Regions from separate parts of the Homo sapiens genome. Here region 2 is linked to region 1. Evidence: chromatin loops called from intact Hi-C (ENCODE). Cell type or tissue: OCI-LY7. All regions are shown on one strand. Links, peaks and the distances in the headings refer to the core of each region. The heading gives the core; the rest is flanking DNA.

Region 1 (11,780 bases), core at 3,678-11,677:
GCCATCTCTACTAAAAAATACAAAAATTAGCTGAGCGTGGTGGTGGGTGCCAGTAATCCCAGCTACTAAGAAAGCTGAGGCAGGAGAATTCCTTGAACCTGGGAAGCAGAGGTTGCAGTGAGCCAAGATAGTGCCATTGCACTCCAGCCCAGGCAACAAGAATGAAACTCCATCTCAAATAAATACATAAATAAATAAGCTTATGTTTCAACCACAGGGAGCTTTCTGGTTGTAAGTGACAAAAATGCCTGTTTAAAAACAAAGTTTAGGCCGGGCATGGTGGCTCACACCTGTAATCCCAGAGCTTTGGGAGACTGAGGCAGGAGAATCACTTGAGACTAGGAGTTTGAAATCAGCCTGGGCAACATTCAGCCTGGGCAACATAGCGAGACACCATTTCTACAAAAAATACAAGTATTAGCCAGGCGTGGTCACTTGTGCCTGTAGTCTCAGCTACTCAGGAGGCTGAGGCAGGAGGATCGTTTAAGCCCAGGAGTTTGAGGCTGCAGTGAGCCATAATCGTGCCACTGCACTCCAGCCTGGGCAACAGAGCAAGACCTTGTGTCTAAAATAATAATAATACATTTTAAAAATAAATAAGAAGTTTATGAATATAGTTTCAGGCATGGATAGATCAAGGTTCTCAAATAATTTCTTCAGGTTGGAAGGTTCTACTCTGGGATCTGCTTTCTTTTGTATTGGCTTTAGTCTCATTCTCAAGCAAGCTGAGGAAGCCTCATTGGTGGCCAAAGAAAAGCAGGGACCTCAGAAGCCAAGACCTACCACCTACCAGCTTTCAAAGCCCAAAGGAAAGAAGGCATGTTTTCCTAATGGTTCCAATGATGCTACCAGGAAAAGCTCTCATTGGTCAGTTTTAATCATATGCCTGTCCCTGAACCAATCTTCAGATTGGGAAAGGAATGCTCTGATTGGCCAAGCCTGAGTCATGTGCCCTGTTGGAAAGCTAGGAGTTAGATCAGTTCTCTGGCAGTTAGATCAGTTCTCTGGAACTGCGAGTGGGAAGACGCTGTCCCGGCAAGGACCACCAGGTGGTGATGTCAGAAGAAGGGAGAGTAGATACAGGGCAGGCAGGATAGCCGGGTTCGTCCGGAAGAGTGGTAGGGAGGGGCGTGCCTGCCAGAGGGAAAGGCATGAGAAAAGGCTTGGAGGTTGAAATTGCATGGTGTGGGCTGGGAACTGTGGCTGGGTGGTGGCGTGTAGTCAGATGATGGTGTCTAGAGGGGTCAGGTCATGTGTCTGAAGACATGAGAAGCCTCACTTCTCACTTTGAACCAGGGCCAGGTACAAAGAGGTTTGGACAGGGCCTGTACGCCAGTGTTGCCCAAACTCTCATCCCTATGCACACAAGTCATTTCTGCCGTATTTACATTTTTTCTCCATCATTACATTTTCTTCATATTGGCCTCCTCGCTTTGTTTAAATCACTTTATTGTCAAATGAAACATTGTCACCATCACACATGAAAGATCAGGATCCTTTACTGTAAATAGAAGGGAACTGTAAAAACAAGCCCATTGAAACCAAAACCGAGTGATTAACTTCCAGCTAGATGCTGCAGCCTGTGGTAGGCTAATCTGGAGAAGAGAAAGAGAACTGAAAAAGGAATTGTTTTCTCAGCTCACTATGCCCACATGCCACCTAAAATCATCTTAGGGACCCCAGGGAGCAGGGAAGGACGCAGTCACAAAGATGGTCCTGGTCCTGGCATGGGGGAGTGTTTGATAAAGACACTACCGGCATAAACCCAGGGGTTACAATAGGGAGGCTGACATGGCTGAACAGAGGAGCTGGAGAGCAGGGTCCCAGGGACAGACTCACAGTACCGGAAGTTCTGCAGGGAGGAAGGAGGTAGTCAATTGAGGAGCACCCGCTCTCTTGCTTTAGCAATCAAAACCAGGAACCAGAAGGAGGAGGTTTGGCGAGGATGAGAAAGAGCTCGTTTGGATATACTGAATCTGAGATGTGGGGATGTCTCTGTGGAGATCCATTCATCTGTTCAAGAAGTATTTATTTATTTACTTATTTTTGTGTATTTATTTAGAGACAGGGTCTCTGTCGCCCAGGCTGGAGTGCAGTGGCGTGATCGTGGCTCACTCCAACCTCGACCTCCTGGGCTCAAGCGATCCTCTCACCTAAGCCTCCCCAGTAGATGAGACTACAGTTATGCACCGCCATGCCTGGCTACTTTTTGTATTTTTTGTAGAGATGGAGTTTTGCCATGTTGCCCAGGCTGGTCTCAAACTCCTGGGCTCAAGCAGTCCACCTGCCTTGGCCTCCCAAAGTGCTGGGATGACAGGCGTGAGCCATGGTGCCCAGCCAAGAAGTATTTATTGAGCACCTACTATGTGCCAGGCACTGTTCTAGGCCCTGGGATAAGGCAATGAGCCAACCAAACTGAAATCTCTGCCCACCATGAGTCTACTTTCTTTGGGGGAGATATGGGAGACCTGGTGAGAAATAAGAAATAAAAGACTTAATAATATATACAATATATAATAACATATGTCACACGAGATAGGAATGGCTACTAGCTAGGACATGCAAAATGTTTGGGTGGGAGATGTGGAAACTGAGACATACCCAACTGCAGTTGAATGTATAACTCTGGAGTTCAGGCAAGAGATCTCAGCTGGGGAGATATATTTAGAAGACATCATTCATTCATTCATTCATTCACTTAGTAAATGTTTATTGAGTATGCTCTATGTGCCAAGCACAGTGCTGGGCTGTGGACCACACAGTTCCTGATCCATGCGACTCCAGTACAGATTTAGTGAAGGTTGTAATTAACTCTGTGGAAAGAGGAGAGGAGATGGGGAGGGCCCCAGATGGGCCCTGCGGACCCCTAACGTGTAAGAGAGGGCAGAGGAGAAGACCTTGGAAAAAGAGACTGGAGCCAGGTGCGGTGGCTCATGCCTGTAATCCCAGCACTTTGGGAGACCGAGGCAGGCGAATCACAAGATCAAGAGCTCAAGACCAGCATGGCCAACATGGTGAAACCCCGTCTCTACTAAAAATACAAAAAAATTATCCAGGTGTGGTGGTGGTGGGTGCCTGTAATCCCAGCTACTTGGGAGGCTGAGGCAGGAGAATCGTTTGAACCTGGGAGATGGAGGTTGTAGTGAGCTGAGACTGCGCCACTGCACTCCAGCCTGGGTGATAGAGCAAGACTCTGCCTCAGAAAAAAAGAAAAAGAGACTGGACAGGAACAAACAGCCAGTGTCAGAGAACCAAGAGGGGCCGAGTTTCAGGAGTGAGGGAGATGCTAGTGCCACAGAGTAGTAGGGATTGAAACTGAGACTTGGCTTGGGTGGTGGAGCTGGCTTCAGTGAAAGTAGTTTAGTAGCAGAGTCAGGCCGACTCTGCACAGAGAGGGTAGAGGAGTGGGTGCAGAGGAAGGAAGTGAAGCCCAAGAGAGGAGACAGCTTTTGAGCACAAGCACTGTGGCTGGGGGAGAGAAGGCGAGAGAGAAATAGGAGCCGGGGTGGAGGGAAGCTTGGGCTGTTTGAAGATGGAAAGACTTGAGTAGATATGTGTGGCAATGAGGAAAGGCCAGCAGAGGGAGGCAGGTGAAGACACAGGGGAGTGATGGTGTTTTAGGGTCCAGAGGGAGAAGAGAGCTCAGCCTGGGAGAGAGGGAATGACCCCGCATCAGGAATGGCTGCATCATTGGAGGGGCACTGTGCAAAATAAAAATGCAGGTCTTCTTATTCAAAAAGGGCTGATAATTTGGCCAGGCGCGGTGGTTCACGCTTGTAATCCCAGCACTTTGGGAGGCCAAGGCGGGCGGATCACTTGAGTCCAGCAGTTTGAGACCAGCCTGGCCAACATGGTGAAACCCCGTCTCTACTAAAAATAAAAAATTAGCTGGGCATGGTGGCTCATGCCTGCAATCCCAGCTACTTGGGAGGCTGAGGCAGGAGAATTGCTTGTACTCGGGAGGCAGAGGTTGCAGTGAGCCGAGATTGAGCCACTGCACTCCAGCCTAGGGGACAAGAGCGAGACTCCGTCTCAAAAAGAAAAAACAAAAGGGCTGAGAAATCAAGATGGTCACTCTTGGTTCCTGGATTAGAAGTGGGCTGAGTTGTGGCTTCTGGCTGCCCAGCAGATACCTCTGGGGTAGGAATGGCTGTCACCATGCTCCACCCCAAGGTCCCGTGAGGTGAGCTACTGACCTTGATGATCCTTTGCACCTGTGCCCAGGCCTCCTTCAAGGGCAGAAGGCAGCAATGGTCATGGATGGTGGTGGAATGGGGAGGATGAGTAGGGCCTGGTGTGCTGGGGACAGAGCAGCAGGTGGCCAGGAGCCTGTACCAGGGAAGCAGGCAGGTGGCAGATGTCCCAGGGAAGCAGGCAGGAGGTGGGACCCTGTGTGAGCTGAGGCTCCAAGCCCTCAATGGGTGCTCCTTGGTCCCATTAAACCTCCCTATAAAACACAACTTCAGAGATAAAATTTTTAAGAATTTCTTTTTCTTTTTTTATTTTTTTTTGAAACAAAGTCTCGCTCTGTTGCTCAGGCTGGAGTGCAGTGGCACAGTCTTGGCTCACTGCAACCTCCACCTCCCGGGTTCAAGTGATTCTCCTGCCTCAGCCTCCCTGAGTAGCTGGGATTACAGGCATGCACCACCATGCCTGGCTAATTTTTGTATTTTTAGTAGAGACGGGGTTTCACCATATTGGCCAGGCTGGTCTCAAACTCTTGACTTCGAGTGATCCGCCCACCTTGGCCTCCCAAAGTGCTGGGATTACAGGTGTGGGCCACTGCGCCTGGCCAAGAATTTCAAAACTGGGACTTCAGAGCATGACACTGAAGAGTAGGGGTCCTCCGAGCAGGGGGGTACGGGCTGCTGCCTGGCGCACAGCTGTGGAGCCAGCCTGCCCTACGTCCACTCTAACAAGAAAGGGTGGATGCCGATATGGAATGGGCAGGAATTTGGCAGGATCCTCTGGAAGTGAAGATTGAGTGCCAATAAAGAGGGAGAGGATGGGGATTGGGGAAGGAGCTTGAGGAAGAGTCCAGAGCCTAAAGTTGGATGCGTGAATGCACCTGCACGTTCATTTCCCATTGCTTCTCTGACAAATTTCCACAAGTTTAGTGGCCTAAAACTGAAATTTATGATCTTGCAATTCCAGAGGTCAGAAGTCTGAAACTGGTCTCACTGAGCTCAAAATCAGGGTGTTAACAAGGCTGTGTTCATTCCAGAAACTCTAGGGAAGTCTGTTCCTTGACTTTTCCAGTTTCAAGTGGTCACCTGCATTCCTTAGCCCATGGCCCTTCCCTCCATCTTCAAAGCCAGCAGCATAATATTTTGAAATCTCTCTCTGACTTGGCTTCTCCTGCATCTCTCACTTATGAAGATCCTTGGGATTATATTGGGCCTGTCTGGATAATTAAGGATAATCTCCCTCTACATCTCAGGTTCAGTTGATTAGCAACCCTGCTTCCATCTGTAACCTTAATCCCCCCCTTGCCATGTAATGTAACATGTTCACAGGTTCCAGGGATTGGGACATGGACATCTTGGGGGGTTCATTATTGTACCTACTACAATTTTTAAGGTTGCTTTATGACTGCAAAAGAAAACTCACAGTGGTTTAAAGAAAAGCACACTTACAGTTTATTTAAGAATTTAAGGTTGGTTTGATCACTTGGTGATGTAATCAAAGCCCCAGGCAGGCCTTCTTCTTCTTCCACTCCACCATATTCAGAATGCCTCCTTTCATCTCCAGGCTTGTCTCCTCATGATTGCAAAAGCACCATCCAAAGCAGAAAGGAAGGTGGCAAAGGAGCCTTCTCCTCCATGCTGCTTTTTGATTAGGAAGGAGAACTGCTGACTTGCTCTGTGGTTCCATGGCAGAGAGGAAGGTCAGGCAGCCCAGCTATGTTGACCAACTCAAGCTAAATTTGCTGCTAGAAATCAGGAAATCATGGATGGTGGTGGAAGGGGGAGGATGCGTAGGGCCTGGTGTGCCCAGGGCAGAGCAGCAGGTGGCCAAGAGCCTGTCCCAGGAAATGCCAGTTCCTGGGTGGGATCACGCTAAGGTGGGTCATCAGTATATAGGAGTGGTGGTTCAGGGCAGCCAGAATCAGAGATCAGCCTATAGCTGGGATCAAAGATCCATCTGTGGTGAGGGTCAGGGGTCAGCATGTGGCTGGGGCCAGCCTGCAACCAGGATCATGAGTAAGTCAGTAACATGGGTCGGGACTCAGTTCCTGGCTTGAGTCAGAGCTGTTCTGTGGCTGAGGACAGGAGGTGGACTGTGGCCAGGATCAGAAGTCAGTCTGTGGCTGGATCAGGGTCATTCTGTGGTTGGAGTCAGATATCATAATGGAGTTGGGATCAATCAGTTTAGTCTTCTCTGTCTGTCTTTCTCTCTGCATCTCTGCTTCTCTCTGTCTCATTCTCCTTTGCTGTAAACACCTGTTGGAAGCTCAGCAACTTGGGTCCATGGGGAAGAGGGAAGTTGAGTCTGGGCAAGGTCCTATAAGTCCCGGTATGGAAGAACATAAGGGAAAAAGAGAAAAATGTCAGGAATATAAAGATATTCCCTAGAAAAATGTCAGGAATATAAATATATGTATGTATGATGAGAAATGAATGATATAAAACCGCAAATACGCAAACACTGACTCTGCATGTAAACAACACACAGAAGTGGCACAAACAGATACAAACACAAGTGGGTTGAATGATGGGATTGGGACAATTTTTTGTCCTGGATTACTGTTGCTCCATTCTGCCCTTTTTGTAATAAAGTCAAATTAAATTTAGAATGTCATTATTTCCTCTAATTATGTTTTATACCCTCACCTCCCACAAAATCCACAGACATATTCAGTGTAATATTAAGGATAATGTTAGCAGACTAGGCATGGTGGCTCACATCTGTAATCCTAGCACTTTGGGAGGCCGAGGTGGATGGATTGCTTGAACCCTAGGAGTCTGGGACTAGCCTAGGCAACATAGTGATTCCCTGTCTCTACAAAAAATTAAAAAACAAATTAGCCAGGCTTAGTGGTGTGTGCACCTGTGGTCACAGCTACTTGAGAGGCTGAAGTGGGAGAATCACATGAGCCCAGGTGTTCAAGGCTGCAGTGAGCCGGGATTGGGCCACTGCGCTCCAGCCTGGGTGACAGAGAAAGACCCTGTCTCAAAAAAAAAAAAAAAAGAAGAAGAAGAAGAATGTTAGCAAATACTTTTAAGGCATTAACTATTTGCAGGCATAGTTCTTTTTTTTTGAGACAGAGTCCCACTTGTTGCCCAGGCTGGAGTGCAGTGGCACAATCTCCGCTTGCTGCAACCTCTGCCTCCTGGGTTCAGGCAATTCTCCTGCCTCATCCTCCCGAGTAGCTGGGATTACAGGCACCCGCCACCATGTCTGGCTGATTTTTGTATTTTTAATAGAGACAGGGTTTCACCATGTTGGCCAGGCTGGTCTCAAACGCCTACCTCAGGCAATCTGCCCACCTTGGCCTCCCATAGTGCTGGGATTACAGGCGTGAGCCACTGTGCCCAGCCGCAGGCATAGTTCTAAGGACCTCACAGGTACTAACATATTTAATTCTCACAATAGCTACATGAGGCAGATATTATAATGATTCCCATTTTACAGATAACGAATCAAGCACAGAGAGGTTACACGCTGGCCTGGCGCCACACAGCATATCTAATGGACATTAGGCTCTTTTGTCTGGTGCTGGGGGAATTTCTGGAAAATGCAGAGATGGAAGAGAGGTGGGATCGGGGCAGGGCGGGTGGGGAATCTCCCAGGCCAAGTTTTCTGGGCACGGCCTGGACCTGGAGCTGCTGGGATGGAGCAGGTGCTGATGCTGATGTGGTCACCAGAGGGCAGCAGGGACCAGGGAGCTGACTTCCTCTTCACACCCCCTCCACCCGGGGCGGTGCCCCTGACTTGTCAATAAACGTCGTGGAAACAGGTGGGATTTGGTGGAAGAACTGACACGGTCCCGCCACCATCACAGGCAAGTTAAGCTTGAGAGCAGCCTGGTGTCACCTGGCCTCCACCCACCACGTCATCTGCTGCTCACCCCACCACTGTGGCGTGCAGAGTACTGCTCTTGTGTGCCTTTTACCAAGGAGGAAATTTAGGCCCAGAGTGGGCAAACACTTTTCCCATGGTCACACAGCTTGGAATTGGAAAGGCTGGACCTAACCAGGCAGGGTGAGCGCAGAGCCCTTGTTCCTCTGAGTCTCTGTTCTGAGCTGGAACCAGGGAAGATGATGAGCCCATGGTATATACAGGGCGGTTAGCTAGGACTCTGGTTTGAAGCCTGGCTATGCCACTCGGTAACAGCACATCGTGGGCAAGTCCCATGCAGCCTCATCGGCTGCCGGGAGGATCCAGTGACGTCAGGCCTCCCTCGTGGTGGGAGCTCAAACACTTGCTGGGTTTTTTGTTTTTTCGGTGTTTTGCTTTTTGTTTTTTAATTAATAACTTTCGTGGGAAAAATAAAGTCAGAAAGGTTGTTCAACCGGATGTTCACGGAGATACTACGCCTTCAAAAACAAGCGCTCATTTCGTGATCGCCCACACAGTGCCAGATGCTGGGGCGGGGATGGGATTTCCGGTGGTTTTTCTTCACTTTCCTCTTTATATCTTCAGGCTTTCTCTGAATAGGAAAAGGTCTGCACGTGCTGATAGAGTAATCAGAAAAATGCAATAAGCCACTTTTTGTAAAAAAAAAAAAAAAATTCAGATGCACTCACTGCCTTCCTCCCCCCTTTCCCCCTCCCCTCATCCCCCACAAATTCTGTGTAAAGGCAGGGCTGAGGGAGTACCCCCAAATCAACATCTCTGAAAGCTCCCCCGCAGGGGCCCAGGCCACTCAGCCCACTCTGGCGCTGCTACCCAGGGGCGTCCCCTCCTGCCCTCTGGTCCAGCCCCGGAGGCTGAAACTCCCGCAGCCGGCATCTCACTGGGCCTATGACCCTGGACTTTTCCTACTTCCTGCAGGGTGGGGGCCAGCCTGAGTTGGGCCCACCTGATCCACCAGGTCTTCTCATCCCTCTGTAGCTTCCCAAAGCCCAGCCAGTTCAGTAATAGTTGCTGAGGCCAACAACTTGGATTTCTTTTGCCTAAGATCCTTTGTTGGGCTCCCAGTCCCATTGCATCTCTAGCAGTCAAATATATTTTCTATTTGCTGCCTAATTTTTAAATTAGATTTCTCTGAGACAATGCTCAGGCAAAGTGGATTCGAGCCGACATCTGCGTAGGTGTCAGGATGACATAAGCTGATATATCACGGCGGCTGGGAGCTCTTAGGTCAGACCCGGGTTCAAATCCTGGCTCCAGGATTTCCTAGCTGTGTGGTTCTAGGCTAATCCTCAACCTCTCTGGACCTGTTTCCTTATCTGTAAAATTGGGATAATCATTGAGCCTCCCAACTAGAGCTGTTTGGAGACGTAAATGACACAGTGGCTGGACGGCACTTAGCATATTGCTTGGCCCTAAACAGATAACTATTTTTATTTAAAATTATATTTTATTATAAAGAGCTTTTGGAGGCAAGAAGTCCAGAAGGCTAGTTCAGGCTCTGCCATTCTCTGGGTGACTTTGGGCAAGTCCCTTTTCCTCTCTAAAACTGTTTCTCCATCTGTAAACTGTGTGATTTGGGCAGCTAAAGGGATTGATTTTGGCTTAGAACAAGGTTTTTTTTGTTTTTTTTTTTTTTTCCTGAGACAGGGTCTCACTCTGTCATCCAAGCTGGAGTGCAATGGCACAATCTCAGCTCACTGCAACCTCCGCGTCCCAGGTTGAAGCAATTCTACCAACTCAGCCTCCCAAGTAGCTGAGATTACAGGCACCCACCACCACACCCGGCTAATTTTTTATTTTTTGGTAGAGATAGGGTTTCACCATATTGGCCAGGCTGGTCTTGAACTCCTCACCTCAAGTGATACACCCGCCTCAGCCTCCCAAATTGCTGGGATTACAGCCATGAGCCATCATGCCTGGCGCAAGGAGGTGTTTCTAACAAACATCAGGCTGCATGTGAGGTAGAGAGCTCCCCATCATTTCCAGTGTAGTATGTAGGCTCCTAGAGCAGGAAGGAATCTAAAATGGCCAAGCCCCTCAAGTGTGAAATCAGGGCAGCTACTCAGAGAAGCAAAAGTGATACAGACATAGGAGCTTCAGGTTCCCAGCCTTCCCATCTAAGGCCCACACCATCCCTCTGCCTGCCTCGGATGTGAAGCGCAGATCACTACAGAGAGCCTGGGTGATGGAGACACTGTCTGGATTCCACTATAGATCTGTTGCTAACTAGCTGTGTGACCTTGGCAGTGTATCATCAGCCACTGTTGGTGTCCTGTTCCTGTCTTCTTGGTGTGCCAGAGTCTCTCAACACCTCCAACTCTCAGTTGAAGAATTTTTTTTTTCCTGGAGTAGCTGGAAGTGCTGGAGAATTAATGCTCCTGGAAGCAGCTCTCAGCCAATGACAGATGGGAGCTGGTGGACAAATACCCCAGCTCCCTCTCCTTTGCAGGCATAACTGGGCATGTGCCATGCATGGTCTTCCAGAGATCCCCGGCAGGTAAGCATCAGTTACTCATGCTGGTAATCTGTTGAATAACTCACCCTTTTGTCAGAGGTTTATTTAAACTGGAGCTTTGAAGAGGGGCTGGGTAAAATGAGGCTGAGACTTACTGGGCTGCATTCCTGGGAGGTTAGGGCATTCTTAGTCATAGAATGAGACAGGAGGTCGTCACCGATACAAGTCATAAAGACCTTGCTGATAAAACAGGTTGCAGTAAAGAAGATGGCTCTAACCCACCAAAACCAAGATGGCAACAAGAGTGACCTCTGGTTGTCCTCACTGCTACACTCCCAACAGCGCCATGACAGTTTACAAATGCCATGGCAACATCAGGAAGTTACCCTATATGGTCTAAAAGGGAGGCATAATAATCCACCCCTTGTTTGGAATATAATTAATCAATAACCATAAAAATAGGCAGCCAGCAACCCTCAGGGCTGCTCTGTCTACGGAGTAGCCATTCTTTTATTCCTTTACTTTCCTCATTAACTTGCTTTCACTGACTCTATGGACTCGCTCTGAATTCTTTCTTGCATGAGATTCAAGAACCCTCTTTTGGGGTCTGCATCTGGACCCCTTTCAGGTAACACTTTCTTGGTTTGTGTCCTTCCCTGCCTCAGTTCCCCACTACCTTAGCAGGGTTTCCCGGGATTACTTCCTAAATCAACTATTTGAATCCTTGTATGGGGAACCCAAACCCAGATGGCAAGTTTCTTAACCTCTTGCATCCTGGTTCCTCTGGATGGGTGAATTCCAGGAGTTAACAGAGACACAGCACTCACAGCAGTGTCTGGAGGTATGTTTGGTTAATACATAAAAAATAAAGAGACAAAGAAACTTTATTTATACAAAACTCCACCCCTTCTGTTCCACTCTCCTCAGCAAACACAGATAACAGGTGATGAAACTAAAACACACAGACGAGCATTACTCAACCCAAGGTTCCCGCCTTCCCTAGCACCTGAGGTCTGGGCCAACATGCAGGGTAACTGGTGCCTTATGCCTGCTGTCTGGATTGCCCGGCCCACAGGGTGGCTGAGCATATTTATTCTGGGGGTTCCATGCATACGAGGAGCCCCCAGCCATACAGCTGGGCATGGGTGTTTGGCAGCAAATTGTCCCTGCTTTAGTCATAGCAATTTTTCATGTCCTCTGTTGCTCCCCTTAACTGAACACCCCTTGACAGCCGGGATTCTGCCTC
Region 2 (16,789 bases), core at 5,194-13,193, 70 kb after region 1:
TTCTAGACACAGAAGCCGTGATATCTTTTTTTTTTTTTTTTTTTTTGAGACGGAGTCTTGCTCTGTCACCCATGCTGGAGTGCAGTGGTACAGTCTTGGCTCACTGCAACCTCTGCCTCCTGGGTTCAAGTGATTCTCCTGCCTCAGCCTCCCGAGTAGCTGGAATTACAGGCGCCCACCATCACGCCTGGCTAATTTTTGTATTTTTTGTAGAGATGGGGTTTCTCCATGTTGGCCAGGCTGGTCTTGAACTCCTGACCTCAAGTGGTCGACCTGCTTTGGCCTCTCAAAGTGCTGGGATTACAGGCATGAACCACTGCACCCAGCCCCTGACATTTTTGAGCAGCTGAACCGCACCAGTTGTGACCAACCTCCAGATTCCATGTAACTAGAGAAAATTTAACCTCTGTTTATGTTCCTATTATTGAGTTTTTTGTTATTTTGCAACTTAACAGATCAGACCCAATGGAATTATTTTGAGAGTGGGAGCCATTTGGGAATCATGGCTCAACTGGTTTTGGTGGGTGAAGACACAGGGGTTTGCCAACAACCCGAGTCAAGCTCTGTGGATATAGCCAGGAGATTGTGCAGAGGCTGAGGGTTGACTCCTTGCTTCCACCCTTGGGGAAGAATGATATCCAGTCATATCCCTCTTACCTCTGGCAAATCAGGTTCAACAGATAAACTTTCTCTAAAATAAAATGATGATGTTGACGGTGATGGTGGTGGTGGTGATGATGATGGTGATGATGGTGATGGTGGCGGTGGTGACGATGTTGACGGTGATGATGGTGATGGTGGCGGTGGTGACGATGTTGACGGTGATGATGGTGATGGTGGCGGTGGTGACGATGTTGACGGTGATGATGGTGATGGTGGCGGTGGTGACGATGTTGACGGTGATGATGGTGATGGTGGCGGTGGTGACGATGTTGACGGTGATGATGGTGATGGTGGCGGTGGTGACGATGTTGATGGTGATGATGGTGATGGTGGCGGTGGTGATGATGATGTTGATGGTGGTGGTGGTGATGTTGATGGTGATGATGGTGGTGGTGGTGATGATGTTGATGGTGATGATGGTGGTGGTGGTGATGATGTTGATGGTGATGATGGTGATGGTGGGGGTGGTGATGATGACGGTGATGATGGTGATGGTGGCGGTGGTGATGATGTTGATGGTGATGGTGATGGTGGCAGTGGTGATGATGATGTTGATGGTGGTGGTGGTGATGATGTTGATGGTGATGATGGTGGTGGTGGTGGTGATGTTGACGGTGATGATGGTGATGGTGGGGGTGGTGATGATGACGGTGATGATGGTGATGGTGGTGGTGGTGATGGTGTTGATGGTGATGATGGTGGTGATGATGTTGATGGTGATGATGGCGATGGTCGTGGTGATAATGGTAGTGGTGGCAGTGGTGATGATGATAGTGATGGTGGCGGTGATGATGTTGATGGTGGTAGTGGTGGTGATGATGATGGTGATAGTGGGGAGGAAGATGTGATGATGTTAAGAGCTAACACATATAACCACACTTACTACGTACCAGGCCCTGTTGTAGGCTCTTGTAATATATTAATTAATCCTCACAAAACTCCAAGAAGTAGGTACTGTTATTAGCTCCATTTCACAGACAAGAGAACAGGCACAGACAGGAAAGTAACTCTCTCAAGATCCCATAGCTGTTGAGTGTGAGTGAGCACACTTTCTCAGGAGAAACAAACCTCTCCCAGAAACCTAAGAGATGTGACATATTCACTTTGCTTGTTGCGATAGATATCATTTGCCATCTGGGAGGAGTGCCCACAGAGCTTAGTGTTTCTGGCTGAAGAGCAATAGACTCTTGCCAGCTTACCTCACTGATTTCCAGGAGGAGGAAGAAAAGAGGAAGAAAGGTCATGATTTACACTGGTCTGCAGTCCTGCCTTCCTCTTGGCCATCACAGACAGCTGCCAGAGTTTCCAAAGCTAAATCTCTCACTCTCTGTTGAGAATCCTTCTGAAGCTCCCCATTCCTGAAAAGTCAAAGCAGGATTTCTCAACCTCAGCACTACTGACATTTCGAGCCAGATAATTCTTTGCTGTGGGGGACTTTCTGTGCATTGTAGGATGTTTAGCAGAATTTTTAATCTTTACCCAGCAGATTGCAGAAGCATCCCCTTAGTTGTGACATCCAAAATGTCTCCAGACATTGCCAAATGTCCTCTGGAGAGTAAAAATAGCCCCCAAATTGGAGGCAGAAGGGGAGATGGGCACCCAAGGCAGAAAGAGCAGTGGGAGCAAAGTTTGGAGGTGTACAAGTATACCTTAGGGAGTGCCAGGGGTGGGGCATGCAATGCAATTCATGGTCATATTACAAAAGGTCTTAAACACAGCCTTCAGGAGATGTGGAGCCATTGAAGGATTCCAAACAAAGGAACGAGAGGCTCAGCCTTGAAATTTGAAACAATCCCTCTGGCAGCCATTCGGATGGTGAACCAGAGGGAGACACAACTATTGACTGATGGGTTTGGGGGGCGGGGAGCATCACAATAATTTAAGTGAGAGCTGAGACCCAGAGGAGGGGAGAGCAAGAGGCAGAAGGAGTCTAGGCATGCCAAGATTTCATGGTGGATAAATTCTAGTCCTTTCTAAGAGTGTAAAGGCAAAAATAAAATGTCTGGTCCATGGAAAGTGATTAATAATATTAATTTTGGCCAGGCGCGGTGGCTCATGCCTGTAATCCCAACACTTTGGGAGGCCAAGGCGGGCATATCATGAGGTCAGGAGTTCGAGACCAGCCTGGCCAGTGCAGTGAATCCCTGTCTCTACTAAAAATACAAAAAGTTATCTGGGTGTAGTAGCGGGTGCCTGTAATCCCGGCTACTCAGGAGGCTAAGGCAGGAGAATCGCTTGAGCCTGGGAGGCAGAGGTTGCAGTGAGCCAAGACTATACCACTGCACTCCAGCCTAGGTGACAGAGTGAGACTCTGTCTCGAAAAAAAAAAATTAATTTCTTCTCCTCCAGTTCTGTGCCATTGTTGACATGATTCCCTGGGCTGGCTGTGTGCTGCCTCTTTTTCTCAGCCTGCTGAAATCCCCCTCTCCTTGAAGGCCTGTGACTTCCTGAGTGGAGCCTTCTTCAGCCTTCCAGACAAGCTCCTTCCTGTTTACCCGAAGCACATTGGATAGGTGTCCAGTATATTGTAATTCTAAGTGTCTGTTTTCTCTATTAGACAGTCAGCTCTTTGAGTGCAGTGACTTTATCTTGTTCATTTATTCCTTGAATCAGTGTTTCTTGAGCACTTACTATGTGCCAGGCACTGTGCTAGATACTGTGATATAGCTGTGAACAACTGTGTTTATCCTCAGAATCTACAGAGTGCATGGCATACTTAAATGCTTATAAATGTTTAGTGAATGAATGAACAGGTGGATGGATGGATGGATGGATGGATGGATGGATGGATGGATGGATGGACAATGAAGTTATCAATGTGGCTGAGACCTGGAGAGGTTTAGTGAGTCACCCATGACTGCCCAGGAAGTGGCAGAGGAGGAGCTGAAGCCCCAGACAGTTAAGGGACTAGTTCTTGGAACAATGGGGCTCCCCTAGAAGGTTTTCTATGGTCCAAGAACAGCCTCACCTGTTTGCAGGACGACAACCTGTCAGCTCCCAGAGTTCTTCCTTTTCAGCTAGTTGGCTGAAGCCGCAGAGATTGTTTATAGTGGATTTGGGTAGCTTGTCTCCCATGTAGATTTGTCCCGTTGTTGCTCGGCAAAAGCCCTGCTTTGCCCCTGGGGGCTACCTCCGAACCGCCCCTCTCCATTCATATGTCGAGATGGGGCTCCGTGCCCAGCCTAGGACTGGAGCATGTGGCCCGAACCTAAGTCAACTAGTACACCGGTTTCTCTGGACACAGTGCCACAGAGCTTGGTCAGAGGTAAGCATGTTACTTAAATGCCCCAAGCTATTCCAGTCAGGGTGAATCTTGAGACTTTGTGGGATTTCTGGGACAAGAGCACTTATACCCTTTTGTACTGAATTTAATATGGAAGGCATGGGATTTTAATTTTGTTATGGTTGGATGCCATCTCACAACCACAAGAAGAGGGCTTTTTCTTTTCTTTTTTTTTTTTTTGAGACAGAGTCTTGCTTTGTCGCCCAGGCTAGAGTGCAGTGGCGCAATCTCAGCTCACTGCAACCTCCACCTCCCGAGTTCAAGCAAGTCTCCTGCCTCAGCTTCTGAGTAGCTGGGATTACAGGTTCACACCACCATGCCCAGCTAATTTTTGTGTTTTTTTAGTGGAGAGGGGGGTTTCACCATGTTGGCCAGGCTGGTCTCGAACTCCTGACCTCAGGTGATCCTCCTGCCTCAGCATCCCAATATGCTGGGATTATAGGCGAGAGCCACCGTGTCTGGCCTCTCTGAGGGTTTTTCAACACAGTCTCCCAGAGGACCCAGTTTCCCCCAGCAATAATCTGCTCATTAATACTCCTTTTATCGACTTTCTTGCCTCCCTGTTCATTTCCCCCTCCCTGTTACTGGTGCCCTCTGGGATCACATCACAATATGCTACTGGCCCTCTAATCTGCATTTCAGGGGAGAGCTAATCCAAGCCAGCCACCTCTGTAACATCCTGGATATGCCTCCAGTGAACCACCCCTCCCTAACACTCAGTCCAAAAAATTCAGGTAGAATTGACTCCACCTCTGGCTGTGAAAGTGGGCAGGTGATTTTCAGGAGTCAACAGTCAGAACACTGCAGTGCCTTGGCCTTACTGATTGGGTCAGAGATGGCCATGCGACCTGATAGGAGTTAATGAGAATCTTTGAAATTTTTCTGGAGCTGCTGAGATAGACAGTCACCTGTCCTTCCACAGGTGTCTATCACCTGTACCACCCAGAGGATGCAGGGCTAGAGCTCTGGGAGCCATTCTGCTTAAAACCAGCTGTACTGCCTTTGCTGACTATGAAGATAACCCATGTTTGTGAGAGACTGCCATGACACTCCCATTCTTTACCGCTCCCCGGGTCCATGCTTCTTGCCATGTAACTTACAAGTGTCCTCTCACTTTGAGCTCAGCCATGTGACTTGTATTGGCCAATGGATGTTAGCAGATGCAATGGGACAGAGGCTTGTAATTAGCTATGATCAGACTTATTTGCATGTTTGCCATGGCTACAGAAAGTTTGCAGACTGGGCTAGTCCATAGAAGGATAAGGGACACGTGGAGTAAGGTCCTCTCAATTGTCTCAGCTGAGGCCCCTGTAGATCAGCCAGCAGCCAACATATGCAGCAGCCCAGCCAACCACTACAGTGTAAGCAAGAAACACTTATTGCTGCATCCTGATGAGCACTTTGGCAGCATTATATTAGCTGGATAATTGATTGATACAATACTCAATTAAAACGTTGAAGCCACACAGAAAAGGATAAAAAATTAAGTGAAGGCTGGGCATGGTGGCTCATGCCTACAATCCCAGCACTTAGGGAGGCCAAGGAAGGAAGATCAGTTGAGGCCAGGGGTTCAAAACCAGCCTGGGCAACATAGCGGGACCCCCCCCAACCTCCACTCCTTTATTTTTTCTTCCTAATTACATGAATGTCATCTGAAATCACAAAAGTAACCACTGGTGACATCCTGATGAACATCTCTCTATATGCACACACATGCATGTACACATGTACACACCCCACTTATATAAACAGGCTCACCCCATGCAAGTTAAGTGGTAAGTGTTGAGTGAAACCCCAACAATTGGTCATCTTTCTGTGTCCACGAAAATAGATCAGTGCTCAGCAAACCATATCCCTTGGGCCAAATCTGGCCCACTGCGTGTTTTTGTGCAAACCACAAGGTAAGAGTCGCTTTTGCATTTTTAAGTGGTTATAAAAAAACAAGTATAAATAGAGTTTTATTGGAACACAACCACACCTATTCATTTACAAATCATCTATGTATGGCTGCCTTAGCAATACCATGGAAGGGTAGAGTAGTTGCAACAGAGACCTTGTGGCCCACAAAGCCTAATATATTTACTCTCTGGCCCTTTAGAGAAAAAGTTTGCCAACCCAGACACAGATAATAATGACTCATTTATTGGCAGCATACAATTCCACTGTATGGGCATTTAATCAACCCCTTATTGATAGAGATTTAGGTTGTTTCCTATTTTTTTTTTTTTTAGATGAAGTCTCATTCTGTTGCCCAGGCTGGAGTGCAGTGGCACAATCTTGGCTCACTGCAACCTCCACCTCCTGGGTTCAAGCAATTCTCCTGCCTCAGCCTCCCAAGTAGCTGGGATTACATGTGCCCACCACCAGGCCTGGCTAATTTTTGTATTTTTAGTAGAGACAGGGTTTCACCATGTTGGCCAGGCTGGTCTCGAACTCCTGACCTCAGGTGATCCACCTGCCTCAGCTTCCCAAAGTACCGGGATTACAGGTGTGAGCCAGCTGTTTCCTATTTTTTCTTATCTTAAATAGCACTGTGATGAACATCATGACCATTTATCTTTGTGCTCTTGTTTATCTCCTTAGGAAAAATACTGAGAAATGGAATTGCTTCATTCAATTCATGACATTGAAACAGGTAAAACTAATCTATGGTGGTAGAAATGAGATGGGTGGGGCAAGGTCAACTGCAAAGAAGTGAAATAAAACTTTCTTAGGAGATGGAAATGTTCTAACCCTTTAGCCTCTCTTCTTCACTTGCTCTGGCATTTGTCTCTTAAAACACATTTGCTTTTTGGTGAGAGAGCTGTCTTATTAGAAATTTATTTCAGCAGCCAGGTGTGGTGGCTCATGCCTGTAATCCCAGCACTTTGGGAGGCTGAGGCGGGTGGATCATGAGGTCAAGAGGTCGAGACCATTCTGGTCAACATGGTGAAACCACGTCTCTACTAAAAATACAAAAATTAGCCGGGCATGGTGGTGGCATGCACCTGTAGTCCCAGCTACTTGGGAGGCTGAGGCAGGAGAATCGCATGAACCCAGGAGGTGGAGGTTTCAGTGAGCCAAGATGGCGCCACTGGCCTCCAGCCTGGGTGACAGAGCAAGATTCTGTCCCAAAACAAAAAACAAAACAACAACAACAACAAAAACCCAGAAATTTATTTCAGCAAGATGTACTTGTTGTCAGCAAATGTGACCCTCTGCAAAAAGAAGATACAGGACCTGACATAGCTGCTAACATAGAATTTCCAAGTTAAAAAATATGCTTTAACGATAAGAATGTATCCTGCTACACACACACACACACACACACACACACACACACACACACCCCTCCTCTCATATCCACAGTCACAGAATTAACATCCCTTTGGCAAGACGGGGGAGGGTTCTGGGGCAAAGTCATTCATATAAGGATATTATGTGACCTCATGATGACAAACTGCCCTTGTTTGCCACAGCGTGGCTGGGAGGAAGTAGCCATGATGAAAGCACTAATATTGGGGGTGGAGAGAGGAAAAAGGGAAAGGCTAATAAGGTCTCAGGGCAATTGAAGGAGGTTATAGAACATGATGGTTAAGAAGTCAAAGGTGTATAGGAGGCTGGGCGCGGTGGCTCGCGCCTGTAATCCCAACACTTTGGGAGGCCGAGGCGGGCGGATCACGAGGTCAGGAGATCAAGACCATCCTGGCCAACATGGTAAAAACCCCGTCTTTACTAAAATACCAAAAAAAAAAAAAACAAAAAAATTAACCGGGCGTGGTGGTAAGCACCTGCAGTCCCAGCTGCTTGGCAGGCTGAGGCAGGGGAAACGCTTGCACCTGGGAGGCAGAGGTTGCAGTGAGCCGAGATTGCACCATTGCACTCCAACCTGGACAACAGAGCAAGACGCCATCTCAAAAAAAAAAAAAAAAAGAAGGTGTATAGGACAATAAAATAAGTAGGAAGGGAGCCTTGGAAAATAATCAGGCTGGTTTGTTTCAAACCCTGTCACCTGGAACTCTGGGATTCATTCATTCATTCATTCATTCATTCCGTGAATATTTATTGATGCCTGTTACATGTCATCACATCCCAGGAGCTAGGGACTGCAAAGATGAACGAAACACAGTCCCTGTCAGCTGGAGGAAAGAGAGGCCAAATAATTAGGATACAACTTGGTACTGGGTCTGAGAGGGAAATTTGGGAACACAGGTTTTCTAGAGGAAGGGTAAACCAAGCAGGCACCTGATGGATAAGTAGGCAGTGGTGAAGGGTTGGCACTGGTGAGGACCTAAAGGGAAGAGCAAGTACTGTGGTCATTGATATGGGATCAAGGCAGCCAGTGGGGGAGGGCGACAAGACAGGGTTCTGATCTAGAACTTTTGGATCAATAGCTTTTAAACAGTTTTTATTATAACCCATGGGAAGAAACACATGTTCTCTTTTGCCCCGGTACACAATCTCTCTCTCTCTCTCTCATTTATTTATTTACTTACTTGAGACAGGGTCTCACTTTGTTGCCCAGGCTGGAGTGCAGTGGCGCCATCTTGGCTCACTGCAGCCTCAACCTCCCAGGTTCAAGTGATCCTCCTGCTTCAGCCCCCACAGTAGCTGGGATTATAGGGGTGCACCACCATGCCCAGCTAATTTGTTTGTATGTTTTGTAGAGACAGGGTTTCCCCATGTTGCCCAGGCCGAACTCCTGAGCTCAAGCAATCTGCTTGCCTTGGCCACCCAAAGTTCTAGGATTACTGGCATGAGCCAGCAGGCCTGGCCTCTCTCTCTCTCTCTCTCTCTCTCTCTCACACACACACAGACACACATACACACATACAGACACACACACATACACAAAAATCTATCCTCTATCTATCTGAAACAAAGATCTACAAAGCAGTATTTCACCCTGCAAGCAGCTATTTATTTTATTATTTTTTATTCTGCTCTATGTTGTTTTCAAAATCCTAATCAGAAGTGAAATCAGCTGGTCACAAATTGGTACGTATCGCATGATTTCATTTATATGAACTGCTATAACAGGCAAAACTAATATATAGTGGTAGAAATGAGGTGGGATAGGCAAGGTTGACTGCAAAGATGTGAAAGGAAACTTTCTTAAGGGATGGAAATGTTCTATGTCTTCATTAGGGTGGTGTCTACACGCGTACATGCATTTGTCAAAAATAAATACATAAAAATAAGTGCGCATGAGGGAACTTTCTGGTGTGGTGGTGCTGTTCTATATTTTGATAGAGATTTGCATTGTACAGGTGAATGCATTTTGTCAAAACTCATCAAATGGTACACTTAAGATCTGTGAATTTCATTATATGTGAATTTTACATTAAAAACATTATGGACAAATGCTGAACTCCAGTTGGTGATATACATGTTGAAGTGTTGGAAGGAAGTGTTCTAGTGTCTACAGCTTACTTTTTCAAATGCATCAAAAAATAAGTTAGATTGTTGGATGAACAGAGGAATGGAAAGATTGACAGATATGTGATACAGTAGATATAATAAAATATTAATCTACGTCAAGACAATCCAATGAGAAAAAAACTAGTCTTTTTGTCCGGACACGGTGGCTCACGGCTGTAATCCCAGCACTTTGGGAGGCCGAGGCAGGCAGATCACCTGAGGTTGGGAGTTCAAGACCAGCTTGACCGACATGGAGAAACCCTGTCTCTACTAAAAATACAAAATGAGCTGGGCGTGGTGGTGCTTGCCTGTAATCCCAGCTACTCAGGAGGCTGAGACAGGAGAATCGCTTGAACCCGGGAGGCAGAGGTTGCAGTGAGCCGAGATTGTGCCACTGTACTCCGGCCTGGGCAATAAGAGCAAAACTCTGTCTCAAAACAAAAAACAAAACAGAAAAAAAACTAGTCTTTTCAATAAATGATAAAGGGACAACCTGATATCCACACACAAAAGACTGAAGTTTCTGGGTACAGTGGCTCCCTCCTGTAATCCCAGCACTTGGGGAGGCAGAGGTGAGTGGACCACTTGAGTCTAGGAGTTTGAGACCAGCCTGGGCAACATGGCAAAACCTCATCTCTACAAAAAATACAAAAACTAGCCTGGCATGGTGGTGTGTGCCTGTAGTCCCAGCTGCTTGGGAGGCTGAGGCGGGAGGATCACCTGAGCCTGGGGAAGTCGAGGCTGCAGTGAGCTGTGATCCCACCAGTGCACTCCAACCTGGACAAAAGAGTGAGAGACCCTGTCTCCAAAAAAAAAAAAAAGAATGAAGTTGTATCCTTGCCTCACACCACACCATATACAAAAATTAACTCCGCTGGGCGCAGTGGCTCACGCCTGTAATCCCAACATTTTGGGAGGTTGAGGTGGGTGGATCACCTGAGGTCAAGAGTTCAAGATCACCCTGGCCAACATGGTGAAACCCCATCTCTACTAAAAATATAAAAATTAGCCGGGTGTGGTGGCGGGCACCTGTGATCCCAGCTACTGAGGAGGCTGAGGCGGAAGAATTGCTTGAACCCAGGAGGTGGAGGTTACAGTGAGCCAAGATTGCGCCACTGCACCCCAGCCTGGGTGACAAGAGTGAAACTCAACTTCAAAAAAAAGTAATAACTCTAACTCAAAATGGATCAAAAACTTGTATGTAAGAGCTAATCTATGAAACTCTAAGAAACCACAGATGTAGGCCAGGCGCGGTGGCTCATGCCTGTAATCCCAGCACTTTGGGAGGCCAAGGCAGGTGAATCACAAGGTCAGGAGTTTGAGACCAGCATGGCCAACATGGTGAAACCCATCTCTACTAAAAATACAAAAAATTAGCTGGGCATGGTGGTGGGCGCCTGTAATCCCAGCTACTCGGGAAGCTGAGGCAGGAGAATCACTTGAACCCGGGAGGTGGAGGTTGCAGTGAGTCAAGATCAAGTTACTGCACTCCAGCCCAGGCGACAGTGCGAGACTCCATCTCTAAAATTAAAAAAAAAAATAGAAACCACAGATGTAAATCTCCTTGACATTGGTTTAGGTGGTAGTTTCTTAGCTATGACACAAAAGTAGATGCAATGAAACCAAAAACAGATAAACTAGACATCATCAAATTTAAAACTTTCATGTTTTAAAGGACACCATCAAGAAAGTGAAAAGAAAATCCACAGAATGAAAGAAAATTTTTGCAAGTCATATATCTGATAAGGGAACTATATCTAGAATATACAACAATTACAACTTAATAATAACAACACAACTATCCAGTTTTTAAATGAGCAAAGGACTTGGATAGACAGTTCTCTGAAGAAGAAATACAAGTGACCAACCAGCTGCTCAGGCTGGGTGCGGTGGCTTATGCCTGTACTTCCAGCACTTCAGGAGGCCAAGGCAGGAGGATCGCTTGATCCCAGGAGTTTGAGACCAGCCTGGGCAACACAGTAACACCCCCATCTCTACAAAAAATAAAAACAATTAACTGGGTGTGGTGGTGTGCACTTATAGTCCCAGCTACTCAGGAGGCTGATGCAGGAGAATCGCTTGAGCCCAGGAGGTCAAGGCTGCAGTGAGCTGTGATCGTGCCATTATACTCCAGCCTGGGTAATAGAGTGACCCTGTCTCAAATTTAAAAAGGAGCTCAACATCATCAGGAAAAGCAAATCAAAACCACGGTGAGGTGCTACTTTACACCCACTAAAATGGCTATCATCAGATAATAACAAGTGTGGGTTGGGATGTTGAGAAATTGGAAACCTCACGCACTGATGGTGAAAATGCAAAGTGGTGCTGCCACTTTGGAAAACAGCCTAGCAGTTCCCAAATGCTCGAACATACAGTCCACCTCATGACCCAGCAATTCCATTCCTAGGTGTATAACTGAGGGAAGTGAAAACATATACCCACACAACAACTCGTATGACCCAAATGTTCATAAACTGATAATGGATACATAAAATGTGGTGTATCTATACAAGGGATATTATTTGGCAATAAAGAGAAATGAAATACTGATGCACGCTGTGATGTGGATGAACCTTGAAAACATAATGCTGAGTGAAAGACACGAAGGGTCGCAAATGGTACGATTCTATTCATATGAAATGTTCACAATAGGCAAATCTATAGAGACAGAAAGTAGATGGTTGTCTGTCTGGATTTGGAGGGTGGGAACGTGAGAGTGAGACACTGACAGTTAAGGCGTCCGGGGTTTCTCCTTGACAGCAAGAAAATGTTCTAAAACTGATTGTGGTGATATTAGCACAAATTGTGAATACACAGAATAAAATGCAAAGGAATAAATTTGCTGGGTGTAGTGTCTCACTCCTGTAATCCCAGCACAGGGACTTATACATATATTATATATATATGGATAGACACTTCTCTGAAGAAGAAATACAAGTGACCAACCAGCAATTGAAAGCTGCTCAGGCTGGGTGCGGTGGCTCATGCCTGTACTTCCAGCACTTTAGGAGGCCAAGGCAGGAGGATCGCTTGATCCCAGGAGTTTGAGACCAGCCTGGGCAACACAGTAACACCCCCATCTCTACAAAAAATAAAAACAATTAACTGGGTGTGGTGGTATAATATATATATATATATATATATAACTGGGGTGGTATAATATATAGTATATATTATATATAATATATAATATATACTATATATTATATAATATATATAATATATACTATATATTATATAATATATAATATATACTATATACTATATATTATATAATATATATAATATATACTATATATTATATAATATATAATATATAATATATACTATATATTATATAATATATAATATATACTATATATTATATATTATATATATATTATATACTATATATAATATATAATATATATTTAATATATATTTTATATTATATATTATATAATATATATTTTATATTATATATTATATAATATATATTTTATATTATATTATATAATATATATTTTATATTATATATTATATAATATATATTTTATATTATATATTATATAATATATATTTTATATATATTATATAATATATATTTTATATTATATATTATATAATATATATTTTATATTATATATTATATAATATATATTTTATATTATATATTATATAATATATATTTTATATTATATAATATATAATATATATTTTATATTATATAATATATAATATATATTTTATATATATTATATATTATATATATTTTAAATACATTTTATATATATTTTATATATATATATATATATATATTTTTTTTTTTTTGAGACAGAGTCTCGGTCTGTCACCCAGGCTGGAGTGCAGTGGCGCAATCTCGGCTCACTGCAAGCTCTGCCCCCAGGGTTCATGCAATTCTCCTTTCTCAGCCTCCTGAGTAGCTGGGACTACAGGCGCCCACCACCACACCCGGCTAATTTTTTGTATTTTTAGTAGAGATGGGGTTTCACCGTGTTGGCCAGGATGGTCTCGATCTCCTGACCCCGTGATACGCCTGCCTCGACCTCCCAAAGGGCTGGGATTACAGGCATGAGCCACCACACCCTACTAGATTGTTCTATATTTTGATGGTTGTATATTTTGATAGAGATTTGCATTGCACCAGTGAATGAATTTTGTCAAAGCTCATCAAATGATACACTTAAGATCTGTGAATTTCATTATATGTAAATTTTACATTTAAAAAATTATGGACAAAAGGCGAGCTCTTCTAGTTGGTGACATGCATGCTGAAGTGTTAATCCCAGCACAGGCATTTGAAGATGAAAGCCATTGAATTGTACACTTTACATGGGTGAATCGTATGGTTTATGAATTATATCTTAATAAAGATATTTAACAGTGTTAATATAGGCCAGCATGCCTGTAAGCCTAACACTTTGGGAGGCCGAGGCTGGTGGATTGCTTGAGCCCAGGAACTTGAGACCAGCCTGGGCAACATGGTGAAACCCTGTCTCTTCAAAAAATACAAAAAATCAGCTTGGTGTGGTAGCACGTGCCTGTGGTCCCAGCTACTCGGGAGCCTGAGGTAGGAGGATTGATTGAGCCTGGGAAGTCGAGGCTGCAGTGAACTGTGATAGCACCACTGCACTCCAGCCTGAGTGACAGAGTGAGCTCCTGTCTCAAAATAAATACATACAATAAATAGATGAATAAAAACGTTTATGTAGATATGCTACCAAAAGCATGACTCATAAAAGAACAAAATTGACAAATTGCTCTTCATCAAAATGTAATACTTCTGATCGTCAAATGACACCATTAAGAAAATAAAAAAAGAGAAGCCGCAGACTGAAAAAATATTTGCAAATTATCTATCAAATACAAGCCTTGTATCCAGAATTTATAAACAACTTTCAAAACTCAATAATAAGAAAACAAACTAGTCGCTGGGCGTGGTGGTCCACGCCTGTAGGCCAGCTACTCGGGAAGCAGAGGTGGGAGGATCCCTTGAGTCTAGAAGTTGGAGGCATCAGTGAAGTTATTTAATATGATCACACCACTGCACTCCAGCCTGGGCAATAGAGCAAGATTCCGTCACACACACATACACACACACACACAAGAATCCCAAGTTCTGCAACAAGAAGTCAGCTTGGGGAGACAGCAGAGGACAGTCAACCTTCTGGAAGTCACCAGTACGGATGAAAGTCTCAGGGACCCCCTCAACAGTTAGGATTAGACCAGACCCTGGATTTCCACTCAGCTCTCTGGTAGGGAGGGTTCCCCATAATGACAGAGATTAACTTTCTCACCAGCCTTGTCTCTGGAAACACAGCGCTGGGCTTAACTTCATGTATTAGTAAAATCGGGAGGCGTTTCCTGCATCCAAGACAATTGTTGTCAGGGAAAAAGGTATCCCTATTACATCCGATTTACGTATTGGAGTTACAGGTAATTTCAACTTATAAAGGGGTTCATGAATAGGAAAATGTCCTGGTACTTAAAAGTGCAAGTTTGGCCCTGCACGGTGGCTCACGACCGTAATCCCAGCACTTTGGGAGGCCAGGGCAGGAGGATCACTTGAGGTCAGGAATTCGAGACCAGCCTGGCCAACATGGTAAAACCCTGATTCTACTAAAAATACAAAATTAGCCAGGCGTGGTGATGTGCGCCTGTAGTCCCAGCTACTCAGGAGGCTGAGGCAGGAGAATCACTTGAGCCCGGAAGGCAGAGGTTGCAGTGAGCCGAGATCATGCCACTGCATTCCAACTTGGGTGACAGAAAGAGACTCCATCTAAAAAATAAATAAATAAAATAAAAGTGCGAGTTTGGACAACTCTCATTCAGACCCATTTCAGTCTTTTTAAGAGCTAGTCTTCCCTACCCAAAGTGTTGGAGCACAAGAGAAAGCCTCTGGGTCTTCTCTACCTGCCTTATCTATGGGCCTGTGTGCTCAATATCAGAACGCTCACAGCTCCAGAATGTCTTTCATACTTCTTTGCCTTGTGTAGAACTTTTTCCTTTTTTGTCCACCTGGCGAACTCCTATTTATCCTTCAGTACCCTGCTGACACTGCCCCTCATCTGGGCATGAAAGTGTACAGGAGCCTTCTTGGATTCCTTCTCCTATGATAGACACAGTGTTATCTCTTTCTGCATTCCCACTGATCTGCACATGCAGCCCCAAGCTCAGACTGGCTTTCTCTCTGGATGTACGACACGCCATAGGAATTTGTTGTTTCAAATACAATTAAGTCTGGTGCCAAGGCCTCAAGCCCCAGAGTACAATAAATTGCTCTCAGTGGTTGTCTGGATTCTCTCTGTGCCTACAGAGAACCAAAGGGGGAAACAGAGGATAGGGGATGGGGTGTCCTACACAGCACAGACACTTAGAGAGGGCCCTCTGTCTCCTATCTGCAGCAGGCAACACAGTGCAGTATTTTCCAATTCCATCTGGTCCTGGAAGGTGGGTGTCCTCGCTACTCCTTCCCAGGTTGGGCACAGGCACCTGGCAGTGGCTGGGGGGGTGCAACCTCCCTTATAGCGTCATGCAGTTACTCCTGCTAGGGTCCTGGTGCCTCTCTGGGCACTTTGAGGCAACACAGCATTGTCACACCCTCCAAAATGCCCCCACCCCCATCATCCCAGTTTGGGAGATGCTTCCACAACTGAGGCCCCAGCTTTGGCTCATGCACCTCAGGCAACTTCTTCTGTTCGCTTCCTCCCTGGGAGGTTTCACTGGAAACACAAGATTGGCCTGGCAGTCCTAGGAGAGGGGCCAAGGGATGCTGCGGCCAGACACTTTCTTGCTAACACCCTATTTCTCCTAGATCAGCACTTACCTCACTCGTGATATTTCAGTCATTTATTTTCTGGCCTGGGCCTTCCTCTGAACTGTGAATCTTTTGATGCCAAGGAATGTCTCACCGACCTTGGTCTCCAAAAGGCCAAGTGTGGGCTTTCTAACTGGGGCTCTGCGGGCTGGGGGCAAGTTTTTTCTTTTTTGCTGGGAGGGGCAGGGGTGGAGGCAAATTTTTAAAGTCTCTCTGAGCCCATTTTCTTGCCTATAAAATGAGGACTACAATAATACGGATCTCGTTAGTATTTTTGGGATGAACTAAGCCAATGCATGTTAACCCTTTAGAACAATGTCTAACATGTATTAATAGCATAATTCATGTTAGCTGTCATTATTACTTTTTATTTCCATCACTGTTACTTGTAGTGGATGTTTGGTTGCCTACCAAGTAGTCATTCCAACTCCTTTTTTCCACTATAGAGACTGAAAATGCAAGGTACTCACCTCCCCAGGCTCCTTACAGCTAGGGGGGGTGGATGACCTAATCTTGGGCAATGGAGCTTGAATGAAGGTGTGCAAGGAGGCTTCTGGGAAAGATTTTCCTCTCTGATAAAAAGAGAGAGAGAGAAAGAGATTTTTGGACATTGTCTTGGAGGCAGG

The links. A loop is a pair of places that touch in the nucleus more often than their neighbours do. Peaks named below come from ENCODE experiments on the same cell type or tissue, not always from the same donor. Only the 100,000 strongest peaks of a DNase experiment are listed, where the experiment ranks them.
Region 2: a loop joins it to region 1, with 5 times the contacts of the local background. A loop is called at or near these places in 3 of 110 quality-filtered maps.

Annotation. Positions count from the first base shown.
Region 1 is chr16:27,364,399-27,376,178 of GRCh38, reverse strand. IL4R (interleukin 4 receptor) reads right to left here. Exons shown (of 11, transcript NM_000418.4): 11 at 11,401-11,780. Among named protein-coding and RNA genes, the nearest start is that of IL21R, 32 kb to the left of the region's middle. RefSeq lists enhancers at 947-1,066, 8,379-8,458, 8,489-8,548, 9,922-11,121, 11,607-11,780 and 2 more and a silencer at 6,165-6,365. In OCI-LY7, for the core only: a CTCF peak has its summit at 7,890 (motif pointing right); DNase peaks (open chromatin) are centred at 7,908 and 8,578; H3K4me3 peaks cover 1,100 bases; H3K27ac peaks cover 1,096 bases.
Region 2 is chr16:27,290,643-27,307,431 of GRCh38, reverse strand. No RefSeq gene overlaps it. Among named protein-coding and RNA genes, the nearest start is that of IL4R, 15 kb to the left of the region's middle. In OCI-LY7, for the core only: a CTCF peak has its summit at 9,077; DNase peaks (open chromatin) are centred at 5,777, 7,401, 7,741 and 9,121; H3K4me3 peaks cover 2,731 bases; H3K27ac peaks cover 6,531 bases.